2 separate regions of the Homo sapiens genome follow, and region 2 is linked to region 1. A link is an interaction called in ENCODE POLR2A ChIA-PET data of the cell type or tissue named here. Cell type or tissue: OCI-LY7. All regions are shown on one strand. Each heading gives the region's core, and the rest is flanking DNA. Links, peaks and the distances in the headings are about the cores only. Region 1 overlaps C1orf220 (chromosome 1 putative open reading frame 220). Region 2 has its middle 6.4 kb from the start of RALGPS2.

Region 1 (2,922 bases), core at 171-2,670:
CTCTGAGCTTCATGAGCTCCAGACACAGGGCTGTTAATCACAATTTCTTTAATTCTTTATATCTCTTGTGGAATTAGAGGAGTAGATGTTCTTTCTTTTTGGGAAAAACATTAGAAAATGCCTACATGTCTTTATTGAAAGAACTTAAAAACAATGTATTTCTCTAGGGTTTATTTTCCCTCACGGCTCTCAACCTTCTCAAAATATAAGGTTGGCGGATTAATTATACTGAAAGTCTTCAGTTGGATATTTTATTATAGTATTTTTAAAGTCGTGTTTTGTAATTGCCCTGACAATGTAAGGAATGATATTTGTGAGGGTGAGTCAACAACACCTTCCCTGTTGGTGTCTGCCCTCTAATAACCCCACGGGCTGGATCCCCAGCACCTGGAAGGAATCATCATGGAACGTTAATAAGGAGGAAGGCTGGTTCTGGCGCCTGGAACACTTCAGAGACAGAAAGCAGTGACTAGGCCAGACAGGCCCGTTGTTTTTGCGCTTTGAGAGAGAAGTGAGAAATGGAAAGTAGTCTCTTTATCTTCTCAGCAAATACAGCCTATGCTCAGAATTTCTCCGACTTCCCATCTCTGAGATGCCGGATGCCCAGTTCCACAGAATCATGGCAAGCGAGAAACTGTCGTTCATAAGAGTTCAAGAAAATGAATATTCTCTCAACTCTGTGAGGGCCAGTGGGTTCCAGGCGAGATGAGACAACTTGGTGAGCGTCGTAACTGAGCTCCCAATGCATTTAGAAGCCTCTGGATGGCCGGGGGGTGCATTCCAGCTGTGCTGGAAAAATTATATTTTGAAGTTAAATCTGGTAGTGTTTTTTCCAATATGAATAGGCCTCAGGAAAGAGATAATACATTTCCTTCTTTGTTCAGAGGGTGCTCAACTTGCTGGAGTCATCTCTGCTATGGCTTTATTTGCCAACAACAGAGAACTTGCTCTGCAGCAGCCCCAGGCTCTCTGGGGACCCCACAGGCTATGCAGATCCCCCACCCCAGAACCACAGAAGGAGACAGAGCAGAAGCACACCCCGTCTTCCAGGCCCAGGACAGCTGCTGAGCTCCAGGACACGGACTCTTGAAGGTTGATTTTGACTACTTACTAAGCTCCAGCTGAACCAGTTCCACTTCTTTAACCTTCCCATGATCCCTGTGAGGGGTCTGTGGTATTGCTATTTGCAAGTAAAGAAAGTGAGATTGAGGGAGGCTGAAAGACTTGGCCCCAAGTCACAATGCCCTGCTGAATGTGGTGCTGCCTCCTGGATATCCTGGGTGCTTCAACATCAACAGCTCTTGGCAAGTGAGTGGGCCACGAAGGATGGACGAGGGACATGGGGGAGCAAGCCCAGCTGCACGGTTCCAGCTCTTTCCGCCACATCACAGCTTCTGCAGTTGGGAAGACTGAACAGTGATCTTCAGTTTGTTCGTCAAAGGGCCAAGAAATCTGTGTCCTCACCTTCTCTGCTTCAATTCTGGTGCTGCTTAAGCCGATTATCATTTCATGCCCTAAACCAAAAAATAAACTCTACAAACATCAACATTACATAGGACAGGATCTGGCCCACAGGTAAGAAAAGCACCTACAAGAGAGCTGCATGGAGCTGTGGGTGCATTTCCTGTTACCACCAGGGCATCCCAGAATGCTGACAAAGAGAAAACTAAGACCTTCCCACTCTGATTTGTTACATGTCATAACACCAAGCAAGTGACAGAGGAGACAATTATGGGGCCCAGAGGAAGGTGCCTGTATCATGTAGACAAAATCCAAAGCAGCTTGTTTCAGACAAAACATTTTGCTTTGGAAACTTTTGAAACTTCCATGGCCGTTGAATATAGCAGAGATGATCTAAAAATTTTAGAAGCGGTTGAGGTACCCGTGGTAGGGGCAAGGCATGGGAGTGGTGATCCTTAAGGGGCTTGTCTTTAGTTTGAGGGCCACACACAGAGGAGGTGGGCAGAAAACTGAGGTCTCCCCAGAGCAGCTTTCCAGACAAAAAAAATAAAAAATGACCAAGAAAATACCTGATATAATTGACAATGCCATGAAATGAAAAGTTTATCATAAATTCTAATAAAAACTACAATGGGCTGGGCGCAGTGGCTCATCCCTGTAATGGCAGCAGTTTGGGAGGAGGAGGCCGGAGGATTGCTTGAGGCCAGGAGTTTGACAGCAGCCTGAGGAACAAAGTGAGACCCTATCTGTATTTTAAAAATATACTTTAAAAAATATTTTTAAAAAACAGCAGATGGATATCCCTACTGCATTTGAGACCTGGTTTCGGTTCGACCTCCTCTGGGGAAGCTCACAAGCAACACTAGAATCTCAGCTCTCTCTGTTCGCTGATGTCATCTGAGATTTTTCTTTTTTTTTTTTTTTTTTTGGCAATGGAGTCTCGCTGCGATGCCCAGGCTGGAGTCTAATGGTATGATCTCAGCTCACTACAACCTCCGCTTCCCTGGATCAAGCAATTCTCCTACCTCAGCCTCCTGAGTAGCTGGGACTACAGGCGCGTGCCACCATGCCCAGCTAATTTTTGTATTTTTAGTAGAGACCAGGTCTCACCCTATTGGCCAGGCTGGTCTTGAATTCCTGACCTCAAATGATCCACCCACCTCGGCCTCCCAAAGTGCTGGGATTATAGGCGTGAGCCACCACACCCAGCCCATCTGAGGTTTTTCTAATGTAGAGAATATACCATAGTGTTTTAAATAACCTACCCTCTTACATTTGACTGCACTCCCTTCTTCAACACACAGATTGGGGGCAGGAGCTGCTTTTTCAATGAGAAGAATGAACAGACCTAGTGGGCGTTGCCTTTAGACCCAGGTAAGAGGAATCCCAGCCTTGGGACATTACTTTCAAGGGCCAAGCCCATAGGCCATCCTTCTAGAACATTCTTTGGGTAGCTAGGGC
Region 2 (2,922 bases), core at 192-2,691, 170 kb after region 1:
CAGCTAGGGATTTTTGAATTGGGAAGTGAGGAGGATGAAGAAGACATGTGACACAATGAAGATAGTGGTGTAGGAAAAGGTGTGTGAAAAGAAGGGGGTGGGGAGTAGCTAAATCTAAGAGATCAGTTAGAATTACCTTTCTACATATGTGGTTGGGGCTAATAATTGCAATAAAATTTTTTACAAGAGTCAGGACTAAATGGATACATGACGAAGGAGAGAAAAAGAGTTAAAGGTCATTTTAAAGCCTGAGAGAGAAAAGAAATAATGGAAACAGTGATGTTGCAGGGGATGTTGATTAAGGAATTAAATATTTTCAGTTTAAAAAGAAAGCAACACCTTTGTTGTTTTTATAGAAGGTATACATGCTTCTAGCAAAAAAACCCTCCAACAACAACAAACAATGGAAATATATAAGTAGAAAATGAAAGTTCTCTTCTCCGTCCCCCAATTCTATTATCTTGTGATAATCTGTTGTATAGCTTTCTAGGCTGATTTCTATGTACATAAAAGGAAATGAAATCATAGTATGCATATTTCTCTTCAACTTTTTTTTCCAATATTGGTTCATATAGAGCTATCTTTTCATTGTAAAAACATACTGTGATTTTGTATTTACTGACTCACCTATTGATGGACATATATTATTCTAATTTTTGCTATTACAATGCTTAATGAACAGTCTTGTATATCTCTTTGAACAGCATCACAGTATTTTTTTTAAGACAAATACCTATGTGTGAAATTGCTGGATCAAAGTCTATGTACATTTATGTTTTTCATTGACTTTGGCAAATTGTACATGAAAGAGATATGCTTATTTACACACCCAGGGTATGAAAGAGTCTGTGGGCCACATCCTTGCTAGAACAAAATATTACAAATCTTATTAATTGGGCAAGCTATTAGGCAAAACAAATCTTGTTTTAATGTGCATTTCTTTGATTATTGGTAAGGTTGAATAGATTTTCTTAGCCGTTACAATTTTTTCTTCTATTTGTTTTTCAGTTTGAACCTACAGAGGTTGAACTGATGATGAAATGTCCTAATGTAGACATCATGGGGGCAATGAGAGATGTGCTACAGAAGCCTGGGTAAGAATTACTAGTGGAGCAGTGATAGTTCAAAGAGTAAGGCCGCATATGGGTTCCTTGTATAATCATAGAAAGAAGACAATACAAAGCTATTAGGAAACTCAGAGTCAGGAAGGAGAGAAGAGAGACAGTGATAGAAACTGGCAGTAGCAGCTTAGCAGTTGTAGAGATAGAAGTAGAATCAAGATTGTCCTCTGTCATAACTGGTTAAGGGACTTTGAGCAAGTCTCTTGAATCTCTGAGTCTCAGTTCCCTCATTTATAAAATGAAAAGGTGAATAAGATGCCTCTTCAATTATAAGACATCTTGTCTCTAATTTTAACCTGAAAGGTGAGACAATTTCATGGAGGCAGTCAACAACTTCAGAAAGCATAAGGGATCTTGCAGTAAGGTGGTTATTTAAAATTACTCTGATGTTATAGTCTATGAATTGCTTACTTCTGCTGCTCTTGCTTCTTTAAAATTGTAACCTTAAATAAACCGTTCTATTTTGAACTAATTTCAAAATTATAGAAAGACTGCAAATAATATCTACTCTTTACCCAGAGTCGCCTATTATTAACATTTTACCTTTTTATCATTTCTGTTTTCTCTCTCACTATATATGTGTGTGTGTGTGTGTGTTTTTTCAGAACCATACCTATGTCCTGGCCCTTTATTCTGAAATACTTTAGTATATATTGTCTAAGAATAGAGACATAACCACAGCACAGTTACCAATTTCAGTGACTTTAACATTGATGAAATATTTTTATCTGATCAATCTACCATCAGTTTTCCAATTAACTGAATAATGTCCAATATAGCATTTTTTTCCTCCTCCAGGAAAGAATCTAGTCTAGTATCTCATATTACATTTAGTTGTCATGGCTCTTCAGCTGGAATATTTTCACAGCCTTTGTCTTTTATGACAGTGACATCTTTGAAGGATACAGCACCCCTTACCTCTTTTAAAAAACAAAACAAAACGTTGCTCACTTGGAATTTGTCTGGTATTTCCTCATTAGATTCCTCATTTCCTCATTATATGCTATGTCTTCGGGGAATCACATCTGGAGGCAAATGATGTCCGTCTGTCCCTCAATTGTGATGTTAATTTTGATCACCTGGTGAGGGTTTTGTCCAATTTATCCAGTGTATAATTACTCATTTCCTTGCAACTAATAAGAAGTCTATGGAAAAATACTCTAAGATCATGCAAATATCTTGTTCCTCATCAACATTTCTTCCTATGTTTAGATATAAGATGGTTTTTGCCTTACCCAATCTTTGCCCTAACTGGTTGCAAAATGATGATTTTCTAACTTCAACAATCTCTCAACACTCTACCATAAGCAAGAGTATTTCCTTTTTCTCCATTTGTTTTATCAATTAATTATTGGTATGCCTTTATGAATTCCTGTTTTTTTAAAAAATTTCTAACCTATTTTAACATGCAGGATATATAAAAAGAAAACTATAGAGATGAACACTCAACCAAAATCCTTTCCTATCATTAAATATAAAGAATAATGCTTAAAAATATTATAAAGGAAGTAGAATACAATAATAATTCACTTATCTGGAAAAAAAGTTGCCTGGTAAATGTAATGATCCAAAATATAGAGGAAAATATCAAAGCAAGTGAAAGGTCTTTACACTAAGTAAATGCCCCCAAAATATCAGAGTTGTTTTAGCCTTTTCTTATTTTATATGCTTATTTATTTATTTATTTATTTATTTATTTATTTTGAGACAGAGTTTTGCTCTTGTTGCCCAGGCTAGAGTGCAGTGGCAAGATTTCAGCTCACTGCAACCTCCGCCTCTAGGGTTCAACTGATTCTCCCGC

What was found. Peaks named below come from ENCODE experiments on the same cell type or tissue, not always from the same donor. Only the 100,000 strongest peaks of a DNase experiment are listed, where the experiment ranks them.
Region 2: POLR2A ChIA-PET joins it to region 1 with 12 read pairs; 17 of 35 experiments call an interaction of 5 or more read pairs at or near these places.

What each region holds. Positions count from the first base shown.
Region 1 is chr1:178,544,329-178,547,250 of GRCh38, forward strand. It overlaps C1orf220 (chromosome 1 putative open reading frame 220), which reads left to right. Exons shown (of 3, transcript NR_033186.1): 2 at 885-1,575; 3 at 2,766-2,922. Among named protein-coding and RNA genes, the nearest start is that of C1orf220, 3.0 kb to the left of the region's middle. In OCI-LY7, for the core only: no CTCF peak of the experiment used is centred there; DNase peaks (open chromatin) are centred at 523, 1,273 and 1,653; H3K4me3 peaks cover 1,866 bases; H3K27ac peaks cover 1,874 bases.
Region 2 is chr1:178,717,426-178,720,347 of GRCh38, forward strand. No RefSeq gene overlaps it. Among named protein-coding and RNA genes, the nearest start is that of RALGPS2, 6.4 kb to the right of the region's middle. In OCI-LY7, for the core only: no CTCF peak of the experiment used is centred there; a DNase peak (open chromatin) is centred at 1,276.